Linked DNA regions of Homo sapiens: region 1 is linked to region 2. Evidence: chromatin loops called from intact Hi-C (ENCODE). Cell type or tissue: Panc1. All regions are shown on one strand. Each heading gives the region's core, and the rest is flanking DNA. Links, peaks and the distances in the headings are about the cores only.

Region 1 (6,127 bases), core at 658-5,657, 290 kb before region 2:
CATTTATTCAAAGTCATTTATCTAGTAAGTGACAGACCCCAAATTTCAACTCAAGTAGGTCTTTATATGTCAAATCTGGTCCTTGGGAGTATTTTTGTTCTAACAAACATTGCTTCTTCAAGTGCATATTCTTTCACTAGACTGGGAATATATGAAAGCCAGTACTTTCGTGACTTCTTTGTACACTCAGGTGGTTCAATGTTTTTCTCGCAAGAAACCAAGTGAATATTAAAAATATTCCTAATTGACAAGGAAGTACAGGAGCTGACTTGCTAGGATCACAGAACCAACAACAAGAGTGCGTCTGCATGTCAAGACTCTGACCTACTGTGTGGGACTCTTTTCATTACTCCATCCTCATCCTCCACCAGCCATAGCCACCGAAGAACACTCACTTATTTAAGCAAACTCTGTTTTTAGAATTGAAGATGATAATTATTTATTGCTTTTTTCAGAGTTTTTATTTTTTAACATTTATTACAACAAATTAGAATATAAGATGATGTGTCACGCCACCTTCCCCCAGAACTGATTCTGCTTATTTGACGGTTTGGATAGAGGGCGGCTTTCCCTATTGCATGCTTTCTCATACTGCATCTTTAGACAAAGGTGACCATCCCATAGAGATAGCGATGCAGATCTTGCTAGAGCTTCTAAACAACTAAATAACCAACTGATGATCAAACATTCATCCATCCCTTTATAAGTTCATTTATTTAATAAATATTCACCTTATTGAATTAGTGGGAAGATAATGATGAATAAGCTATAGTATAGTGGATGCAGTAGAGAAGGAACTTTATAAATCCACAGAAATATATACTTGATCTTTGGGGTGAACTATTGGGTATCATAAAAGCACTTAGTGTGCACCAGTCTGTGTTCTAAATAGTTCACATTTAGGAACTCAATTAATATTCATTTATATCTGAGAGAGAACTATTATTTACCCCAACCTACAGATAATATAATGGACACCCAAATGAATTAAGTAACTTTCTCAAGGTGGATATAGAGTAACTAAATTAAGGCTTGAAATTCCGCTGTCTGACTAAATTCCTCCATGCAGCCAAAGTACCTTGTGTGTGCTATTTTGTCATTCTCAAGATTCTACAATATACATGGTCATTTGTGTGCATGTTTCATTTTTTTTTTTTTTGCTAGATTCTTTACCCTCAGAGAGATAAATCATATTTCATGTATTTGGGCCTTACCCATGGTATCTAGCATCATGTTTTGGAAATAGTTGCTTTACAAACAAATTAAAATCATTGTTCTTTATAAACTCGTAACTAAATAAAAAGTAGCAATAATATTAAACATAAGGAATGAGACAAGCACAATGAGCAAAGATAGCAAAATGTAGGCTCTTGTAGTAATGAAGGAAGATCTCAACACTCAAAGAATAATCCTGCTCTATTGTTAAATCAAATAGGATGTCTAATTAGCTAAGCAAGGATTTTTCTTTCTTTTTTCCTCCCCCAGAAACCCATTCAATTTTTAAAATATTCAAAATTCCTAAATGAAACAATTTTAATCATCTATCTGTAAGTTGGTAGCACTATAGGAAATTGACAGCCTGGCATCAGAGTTAAACACCTTTTTAATTCTTTTTGCTTCTAATTTGTATCATTAGTGCATCTTAGTCTGTCAAAGTAATCAAAGCCATCAGTGTGGGAGAAAAGGTGACTTGTGCGTACGAGTATCATGTATTTATTAATATGATTATTTTAGTCAATTAGTTGAAAAGAACTTATTTGTAATGACTACAGTCACTGACCATGTTTATATTAGCATACTTCCACTATGGTGAAGGTCCTGTCTACGAGTAAGAAAGCTATAGCTAGCATCAAGAAATGTTAAAACAGCTCTGTATTCATGCAGTATGAGGACACACATGTGTGTCCTCTGTGTAAGGAAAAGCAGGGTAGTAAAGTCAAATCAAAATATTTGGGATTATATTTCTTCTTTGGCTATTCTCCAATTAGAATAATATGAGACTTTGTGGGCACATTACCTAGAATGAAATATGAAGTTTCACCCTGAGCATACACACGTGGCACACCTTAACTGTTCACATGAAATGTTTGTCTCCTCTTCAATCTACTACTTTCCAAGGGCTACCATGTGGGGCTAGGGAGAAAGCATACTCTATAGCACAAAGTGAAGATACAAATATCGATCTGCCTTACCTTCCTCTGCTTCTCGTGGTATGTGTACAATTTTATGCCACCACTGTAAATCTTCTGATACTCCTCACTATGTTTGGTCATTCGAATATTTTTTTGGAGATGGAATTTCGCCCTATTGCCCGTGCTGGAGTGCAGTGGTACGATCTCGGCTCACCACAACCTCCGCCTCCCGAGTTCCAGCAATTCTACCTCAGCCTCCCAAGTAGCTGGGATTACAGGCATGTGCCACCAAGCCTGGCCAAGTTTTTGTATTTTTAGTAGAGACGGGGTTTCTCCATGTTGATCAGGCTGGTCTCTAACTCCCGACCTCAGGTGATCCACCTGCCTCGGACTCCAAGAGTGTTGGGATTACAGGTGTGAGCCACCTCGCCCAGCGGTCATTAGCAGTTTAAAGAAACTAACATTTACTTGTTGAGTTTCTAGCATGGACTCTTTTTCCCTTTTTCTCTTGACCACTCTCTGGCTCCCAGAAGAAGAAAAATATACATATGCAAGTATATATGTATGAAATTATATATATATATATATAAAATGTGAAAATATATAGTCATATTCATGGAAGAGAAACATACACTTACACATTTAGAATTCCCTTAGAGGAAGAGCACAATTTAATAGAATGCAGTGTTTTATTTTTAGTTTTGAGAAAGTATTCATTAAGGGTAAAACAGGAAAGACGATCAAAGCACATGAAAGAGAAACTGTATTCTTTGTACTTTCCTTGTTGTCTTGACTGAAATTTAGTCCTCTTCACCTCTTGCCCTACTGGATTCGCTAACCTCCAATTTTCTTCTCCCTATTGTGCTAAACTCAAAAATGTGCCTAGAAACCAAAGAATAAGGTTGCTTGTGACTTGTGTATGTTTGGAATAGGGAATTACCATATTTAAGTTTCTCAGAGATTTTAGAATTATCTCCCCCACCCCAAAGACAGGGAATTTTTTTTTCTTGTTTCTCCCCCTACCCACTCCACCCTTCGCTGTCAATTTAGAAGCTGCCTGAAACAGGCACTGTAAAAACACTGGGTGGCAGTCCCTCTCTCTTCCAGCCACCGATACCAGAATGGACTGTTATCAGGAGCACTCCAGCTATGAAGCACACATTCTTTCCCTGCATTTGCTGGCTGCGCTGAAACTGTAAATTCCACAGGAGATCAGGCAGTTCAGTGGAGACAGGGCAGTGCAGAACAGCAGAAATAACAAGTTTTCCTAAAAGCACGTGTCACCAAACAAAACCATGAGATTTCGTAGGTCAGCTAAAGCACGAAAACTGGAAGTGAAAAATGCCCTGTTCAGTGATCCAGTCAATGGGATTAAATCATAAAACTCCCAACAGTTGTTTTCAGCAGTCTCACCCGTGATTTTATGAGTACAAAGGCCTATGTCGGGATCCCATATTTTTTCCCTTCTTCCACGTCTAGTTCTGCGCACTGTTATCATTTACGTAAGTTTCCTGTAATCAAAGCATCTGTAAGCTTTAGCATGTAGAGTGTCTTGCCATATTCTGTTTCTTTTCTTTTTCTCTCCAAGCATCCCAGCCCTCCCGGCATCCCCCCATTCAAGGCATGAGTCTGTGTTATGGAGCTCCAAAATACACACAGTACAGCTTGCCCACTGAGAATCAGCAGTGTCCCAGAACATGGCTCATGAGTCAGCTCCTTTCAAAACTCCTGAGCACTGCTGGATAGAAAATAAAGATTTTTTTATTCAATTAATTTTAATGATTAAAAATATGACAATGCAGACATTTAGAAAGTATTTAAACGGGCAGTTTGTGGCATTATAAATATTGTAAGCAAAACAAACAAACAAACAAACAGACAAACCCAACAATTCCCATATGGTACCTTTGATAGAAGATATTTAATTAAAATAGCTAAGGCCGTTTACAGATCCTGAGTTTTCATAACAAAGAAGAGGGAGTTTGAGCTGAGGGTCATAAATGATTGTATCTAAATGATAGTTATCTATATCTATGTTTTGTTTATTTTTAACCGTTGATGCTATGACACCAATAGTCTAAGACTACAAATAAATACATAAATAAATAAATTCAAAAAGCAAAGGCCAGTTTTCTTAGCCAAGGGAATTCACCACAGACAGATTCATGTTTCTTAAAATTATTTTTTCTTTATAATCAGTAGCCCATAAAAATTAACAGAAACAAGATTTCCTCAGTGTTGTTACTGCAAAATTAAATAAAACAACTAAATTAATGATTTAAGATCTAGGCTCCAAAATAATGGATAACAATCAGAAAGAACCTACGAGAATTAATTTTCAAAATAGCAAGATTTAAGCAAGGATTCTTTTTACTAACAAATGTCTTCTTTGTGCTAGATTTTGTTGAGGTTTCTTGGAGTTTCAGCAGTGAACAAAATAAATGAAGCTTTGCTCATGGGGACACACCCCACACATAAAACACCTGTCTCTAATTCCAGATTAGATGATGAGATGACCGTTTTGTATACATCATTTATATCCTCAATTAGCTAGTAAGTTATCCTATTCATTGAAGGTGCTCAAAATTTTGCTTTAAAAATGAATTAATTACTGATGTCTTTGACAAAGAGAGTCAGTATACCTGAGTGTAAAGTGATCAGCCAAAAATATTTTTAAATGCATACTTAATTATAAATAAAATACATTAAAATCTATATTGGGACATTAATTATATAACATTTAGATAGGACATCTCTACAGGCATTAATTACTTTGCTTATTTTTCTGCCTACAATTTAAATAAGATTTGTAATAATATACACAGAAACACTAATATTGTACTTTTACCAGAAATTTAATATTGAATTTTTTATATATAAAATGGAAAATCTTGCCCATGTGACTCATACATCGTGCCTGTGACTTTAATGCCTTTAACAAGACAGCCTAATGGCCCATTATTGTTTTTAACAGGCCACCTTAAAATAACCTTTCAGCAAATTTTCTGACATATTTTATCTTAGCCTCCATTTATTTCATTTATATTGACCCTAGTCTCTTTAAAATTGCTGGTTTTTGAGAAACATTGGAGTAAGCACAGCATTTCTGCAAAGACTTTCGGATTCTTCCAGTAATGTCACATTGATGCTGCTTAGTTTTATGGCTAGCAATCTACTCTTCTTTTGGAATCTGTCAGGATCAGAAAAATGCACATTAATCATTTACTATAGGAGCATGTACTGCTCCAAATGTCCCCCATTTCAAGATGGCAATTGGGCACTTGTCAGGAATTACCCACAGCCACACAAGTGGGGAATTGGCTGTGTAGTGTTAACCGTGGACAGCACCTTCTCCTGTAGATAATGTTCTTAGAGACCTAAGGATGGACCTCCATAAGTTGTCATAGGAATACAGGGCTGCCATATAAATGTTCTTTGCCATTGACATACTATAGGGACTGTTTAACTTTCAGATTGAGTTTCAGCCATGGGACAGCTCCAAAGGAGCAATATAGCTTTCAAAGAGTCTTTGGGGGTGGGAGCAACACCATCTCTAAAAGACTTTTTCAGATTAGAGTTAGGTCTAGTAGTTGAGAAATCCAGGAAGATTATGATTCCAAACTAGACAAGTGGTGGTGTGGGAATTTGGGGAGACATTTAGTTGGTTTCTCCCTCAAAGATGTAAAAACACCTTTTTGACTGTTTGACATTATGTGAAGATATGTGGTCCCAGGAAGTCATTAAACAGAAGCCTTCTGGAATAATTTTTACTAACTGAGTATCTTTACATTGCTATTACCTTACAGGCTGCAATATCTTCTCTAAGATTCTGGCCTACATTCAGAACCATTTAATTCATCTCCCTTCTTTTGCAGGCAACTCTTCCTCGTTGCTCTAGGAAATGCAAAACCCAGTGTCAGCTATTTAGAAGGCAAATATTATTTTCCTGTAATATATGAAAACTGACTCATTCTTTCTTAGCAAACAAGACAGCC
Region 2 (6,127 bases), core at 342-5,341:
TTTAATATCTTTAGTTTTAAAAAACTCAAATCATTTGCTAATATTGCCATGTCTTCATTCTTTCTGTCCTGCACATTGGGCAATATACTTAGAAAATGAGAAAAACTTAACTACTTATTTTATTTTAGAAATAATTACAAAATATGTAAAATATTTTAGTTTTTATTGTAAAAATATTTATATTAATATGTAAAATATTTTACTTTTATTGTAAAAATATTTATATTAATATGTAACATAAATTTAAAAGTTTATACAGAATGTTTTATCTCTTAAATTGTTAGATGTATACAAATAAATTTGAGTGTCATATTGTCACCATTATGTAGTCTTGTGGACTAAATTGTGTCCCCCCATAATTCATATGTTGAAGCCCATAAATGCCAATGTGACTGTATTTGGAGACAAGGCTTTTAAAAAGGCAACTAAAGTTGAATAAGGTTATAAGGATGTGGCTCTACTCCAGTAGAATTCGTGTCCTTATAAAAAGTGGAAGAGACATCAGAGAGCTCTCTTTCTTCATGAGCACATGAAGAGGATACATGAAGACAGCAAGAAAGCAGTAATCTGTAAGCCGAAAGAAAGAGTTCACCAAAAACACTGAACTTACCAGAACCTTGGCTGTCAAGTTCTAGCCTCCAAAATGGCCAGAAAATAAATGTCACTTGTTTAAGCTACCCAGTTGGTGGTATTTTGTTATAACAGACTGAGCTGACTAATATATGCAGCCATTGCTAATTTTTCTTACTAAGGATCTAAAGTTCACAGAATTGATTGATCATAATTATTGGTTCATACTCACTGTTACCAGTTGTCATTGCAAGGTCATCTTCTATTTTATGTGTTTATTTAACTGGAGCACTAGACTATTACCAGTAACTTACCTCTCCTCATATGTTCCCTACCTATATTGTCTCCCAAAGTTCTAATATTTATTTTTAAAATTCTCTTGCATTTTCTTTTTTCCTTTGTGTTTTCTTTTTAGTTTTGTTACTAAATAACATATTAGTTTTTTTCTACTACATGTTAACTCCTTAAACTCACTTTTTTTCAGTCAATATTTTCTTAAGTTTCATCCATGTTATTGGTTTCATTGTGGCTCATTTTCGTTGTTGTATAATATTCTCTTTGCTCAATACATCAACGTGTATTAATGAGTTCTGCTAGTGAAAATTTTGTTCTCCGTGCTTTGCTATAATGAATAATGGGCTATAGACACTTTTTTTGCATTATTTTGTGGTACATATGTGCCAAAGTTTGTCTTAGATATATTCTTGTGGGCTTTATTGCTACATCATAAGTTTTGCAAATATTTAGTTTTGCAATATAATTTTAAAATATTTTCCAAAGTGTACCAGTTAGCATTACCACAAATAAATGAGAGCTTGTGAATATATACCTTCCACACCACATGCAATCGTCAAACTTATTTTTTCCAACCAATTGACCATAAAATGGAATAAATGGTGGTCTTGGTTTAAGTTGCTTTGCTTATTAGTGAGATTAAATTTCTTTTCATATGTACTTATTTATGTTATGTATGTTTTTCTTTGATGGTATACTCATTCATGTCTTTTGACCATTTATTGCCTTAAATTTTTTGTACAGATTTTACAAATGCTTTATGTATTCATTATACTAATCTGTTGTCACTCCATATTTCAAAATATCTTCTCCAAGTTTAAATGTTTTTACTTTTTCGATTGTCATTAGAAAATAAACTGAAGGCAGAACAAAGACTAGAAGCCATATTCTTTAACCTCTACTTCCTCTCTCGACTCAGCAGGTGAGAACTTTTGATTTTGAAACTTCAGCTTCTTTATTTGCACTTCTCAACAATTCTCATGTATCTTTTTTTTTTTTTTTTGCTTTCTGGTAATTAACTTTCATATCATAATAAAAATGTGTTTTGTATTATAACTATGTATGTCTTATGCAAATGCTAAAGTCAAATCATAAATTTCATATTGTTAGCATAACAACATATTGTTGGGAATACAGAAACTATTGTACAAAATACTTTGTAAACTTTGTACTGTGCTTTTCTGAATGCTTATAGGTTTAAGATTATTCTATCACTGTATAATATGAAATGGCATAGTAGAGTGGTTACATAGTGAATATAACTAAAGCACTTTAAATATCTCTTTAAAAACTGTTCCTGGCAGTCTTATTAACAGAAGTTATACATATCCTGGACCTCTTAGGCATATATATTTTTAAATAATTATAACACACAATTATTGAAGAACAAGAGAAAAAATAAAAAAAGAGGCGCTACGGGAGGAAATTATCATTCCAAGTCTGAAACATTGATAGCTGAAGTCATTTATATGCTTTCCTGAAGTCATCTCAGCTAGTCAATTTAGTGGGTAATAATTTCAGAAACATAGTGTTTTTTTCTTTTTTTCTGTCAAAGGTCCATTTAGATGAGATCAGGCACGTTCAGGGTGGTATAACCGTAGACTTATTGAACTACACTCTTCATTTACCAGCGAGTTTTATAGAATTAACATAGAACTACTTAAAAATTTTCATTCGCCACTGAATTAACAAAGTTCGTTTACTCTCTAACCCTCTAACAAAAACATTTTATCATGTATTTTGCACCTAGAAGATTCCTAGTTTTCTTTGTAGTTAGACAGACATGACTCTATTACTCTGTGATTATAATAGTTTGGAAGTTATGTTTTCTAAAATATCTTAATAATAAGTTAAAACTGAGTTATTTTAAATGATTAGTTAATAAAATTAACAATGGATACAATATTCGAAGGAAATAAAATGCCACACTTCTTTGCATTATGCTGTGGTTAAATAAAACTAGAAAACTGATAGAATTATCTAGTAATATTTCCGCACATTCATACTTATTGAATAAAATTCTACTTCGGGGTTTTCTGTAGTTGCTTCTCAAAGAAACTGTAGTTGGAAGTGATTATGCAGAGCTATGGGCATAATACGTTCAGATTACTAACTGAAATCAGGAGTGAGAAATGAGATGTGTACTACAATTACTCTGTACTGTACAGTCTGTCTAGACATGCTGGCACAAAACTGCTGCTTAAACATATAATTATTAAGAAAGGCTCCCTTAATTTTTCAAGATATTTAGAAATTAATTGAAATTGATAAAGACAACAAGACATGGTAGCACTTTGAAGTGGAATTACCTAAATTAACAAGTTACATTTATGCTGAGATGGTCAGAATGGATGTGCAATTTTTACATGAAACATATATCAGCAATTATAGCTGTTTCTGTTCCATCACTGTTTAATTTTCTGTTCTCAGTCATGTATATTTATCCCTTGCCCAACACCTAAAAAATGCTAAGAATCCGGGAGGCTTTATGCAGACCTAGTTTTCTGAACACAAAACAGGAAACTATCTCAAATGCTCTTAGTTGATCCATCTTTGTGTTCCAAGCACAATGCCTCGAAAATCCACCTGCTGGAAGTCGGGTGGTGTATGCAAAGGGATGTCATGGTAATTTGAAAACTTTTGAATACAGAATAGAGGCTTTTCCTGACTTCAAGCTCACCACACTGGTTTGTTTGGCTCATTACATGCCAAAACTTTTGATTGATGTGCTCATTTCAGTCACGGGTAATTTTAACTCATATATTAAGTAGCTGCTGCTTCCACTCCATTATAGTTCCTTGTATGGGGCAAATCAGAGCTCGGGTCTTGTCTGTATTGGGCTGACCTAGAGCCATAGTGTGCTTTTGTTTGGATTTAAGTAGGAGGCAAGCTAATATTTCAAAACTAGCAAACGTTTACAATCTCTGCTTTTCTTAATTGTAGGGATCCCTGTGGTAAAGAGCTTTTTATTGCTACCACATAGCTCTTTGGGAGTCCCAACGAAGCCAGAAATGATGTTAAAGGCTTCCTAAAGACATAGAAATTCTTTTTAAATGTAGGAGATTTAAGTGGATTAATACAATGTAACCAATTCTGGCAACATTTCCTCCCCTCTTATCTGTTTTTATTTGTGGAAGTCATTGTGTCTTAATAGTAATTTTTGGTTGTGTAACCCAGTATCTGCAGTACATTTGGGGACTGAGCACGCTTCAGTGCATTACCAGTTTACCATTCATTCTATACAGAATAGGACTTTAATAGGAATCACCACATAAATGGTAGCTAGTGATTTACATTTCTGTAAAATTTTAGGTTCAGTATTAATTTACATCAGCCTGCATAGAAAAATATAAGAATCATTTATTCATATCAGTAACCCTGTCTTTCTTTGAAACTCCTACCTATTCATTATAAATAGCAGAATTAAAATGAGACATTAGGCCAAACTAGTCAGTTAAACACATAAACTTTAATTACAATTGACTTGTTTGATTTAAATTCAAATAACATTATTATTACCATTATGTTATTGTTATAGCACACAAATATGATTTACATTGAAACAAAGCCCTTTCCCCTAATAGAGCTTGAAGAATCTTTCTGGAAATAAATAAGATACACTAAAATGCTCATTTAAAAAATTTGGGTGTATCTCAGAGGATGTGTAATCTGTTAAATATACCAATGATAACAGCAAACACTTTGTAAACTATATAATCCAGGTTACAATCAACAAATACCTAATATGTGTACAAGAAAAACTAGTTTGAAAAAGGCAAAAATGGTTTATATTTTATAAATTGCTCAGAGGAAAGAAACAAATTAGGCTAGAAGCAGTAATTCAGAGGTATATAAGAAGCCTCTTTAAATATTTTGGGGGTCAGTAATTGGTACAAGTGTACATGTCAAGCTAAGCAACGTTCAAATCCTCTTCTCATTGAATCAAATAAAATGAAATTGCCCACGGAAATAAGGGTTGTAAACTTTGTATTATTTTGCTGTTGTATTGTATTATTTTAACTCATGGGATACTTAAGACAGAGTTGCACAATCCAAGATACTGGAGACTTGGGAATGACCTAGTTTTAGATGCCAGTCTGGACAAACCAGACCAAATGAGCATTTTCTTCCTGGAAGTTGGATAAATACATCTTTATGTGTATTTAAGCTTGTGTTACTCAGGAAGGAACTAATTTAGATTTTAAAATAATTTATTTTTAAAATTTATCTGTAAATAAAAATTAGTCTGAAAAAGGGCTGAAAAACTAAGGACCATAAGCCCAATCCGGTAAGCTTCTTGTTTTTGTAAATAAAGTTTTATTTGAACATATTCATGTACATATTATCTGTGGCTTCTTTTGTGCTATAAAGGCAGTGTTGAATTATTGAGACTGTATGGCTACCAAAACCTACATATTTACCATTGGGCCCTTGAAAAATAATGTCTACCAGCAGCTGATTTAGAATAAATATCTTATGTTAAAATATAAAGGCCATTAATCATAAAGTTTGAATGTTTAAAAAATATTTCAGTATTTTCAAATAGAGCTAAAGTAATAATATAATTAAACAATTCAAAATGCATTCCTAAACTTATATCAACATAAGTGTTATAATCATGTTATATTTAATACATTCAATATTACATATTACAGGCCAGAGTTATTCATATCTCTCAAGGAAAAAAAAAGATAACATATAAAATATAAGTTCTAAGAATTATACTTATGTTTATTCATATATTTCTTCATATACATTTTGGTGAAGAAAAAAATATTTTTAAGTTTTCCATTTCCCATCATTAGGTTCCTTTTATAAAAGTAACATAACTCAAACTTTGTTTTGTTTTGTTTTTATTTGCTTTTAGGTTTTTATAATAATTTTTAATTTTCCCATGAAGGAGCACAAGCCATGAAAAAAAAAATCACAGTTTTCCTTCTGATGAAGCACAACAATTAAGAAACTGGAAAGACTCAAATAATGTACTCATTAACTTTCATGCTATGGGTGGCCAAGCAAGAGACAGGCATTGCTGGAAAAAAGTGACTCCATTTAGTTCTCTTTAAAGAAGCCATCAACCAAGCAGCCATTGGTATTTCTCTTCCTTAAACACCCTTCAATATTTGATGACTTCTTACTGAGAATTTGATATTTATACATTGTAACAGAGGTTGGTGATTCTGGAGATAAATGAAAAAAAAACAAGAATAAAAGAATATATTTACTGGATTAATAGATTTGACCATAAATAGAGCCAGATAAC

The links. A loop is a pair of places that touch in the nucleus more often than their neighbours do. Peaks named below come from ENCODE experiments on the same cell type or tissue, not always from the same donor. Only the 100,000 strongest peaks of a DNase experiment are listed, where the experiment ranks them.
Region 1: a loop joins it to region 2, with 2.1 times the contacts of the local background. A loop is called at or near these places in 4 of 110 quality-filtered maps.

The regions. Positions count from the first base shown.
Region 1 is chr6:93,775,978-93,782,104 of GRCh38, forward strand. It overlaps TSG1 (tumor suppressor TSG1), which reads left to right. Exons shown (of 10, transcript NR_015362.2): 10 at 191-643. Among named protein-coding and RNA genes, the nearest start is that of TSG1, 72 kb to the left of the region's middle. In Panc1, for the core only: CTCF peaks have their summits at 3,235 and 3,451; no DNase peak of the experiment used is centred there; H3K4me3 peaks cover 662 bases; H3K27ac peaks cover 4,450 bases.
Region 2 is chr6:94,062,480-94,068,606 of GRCh38, forward strand. No RefSeq gene overlaps it. Among named protein-coding and RNA genes, the nearest start is that of TSG1, 360 kb to the left of the region's middle. In Panc1, for the core only: no CTCF peak of the experiment used is centred there; no DNase peak of the experiment used is centred there; H3K27ac peaks cover 231 bases.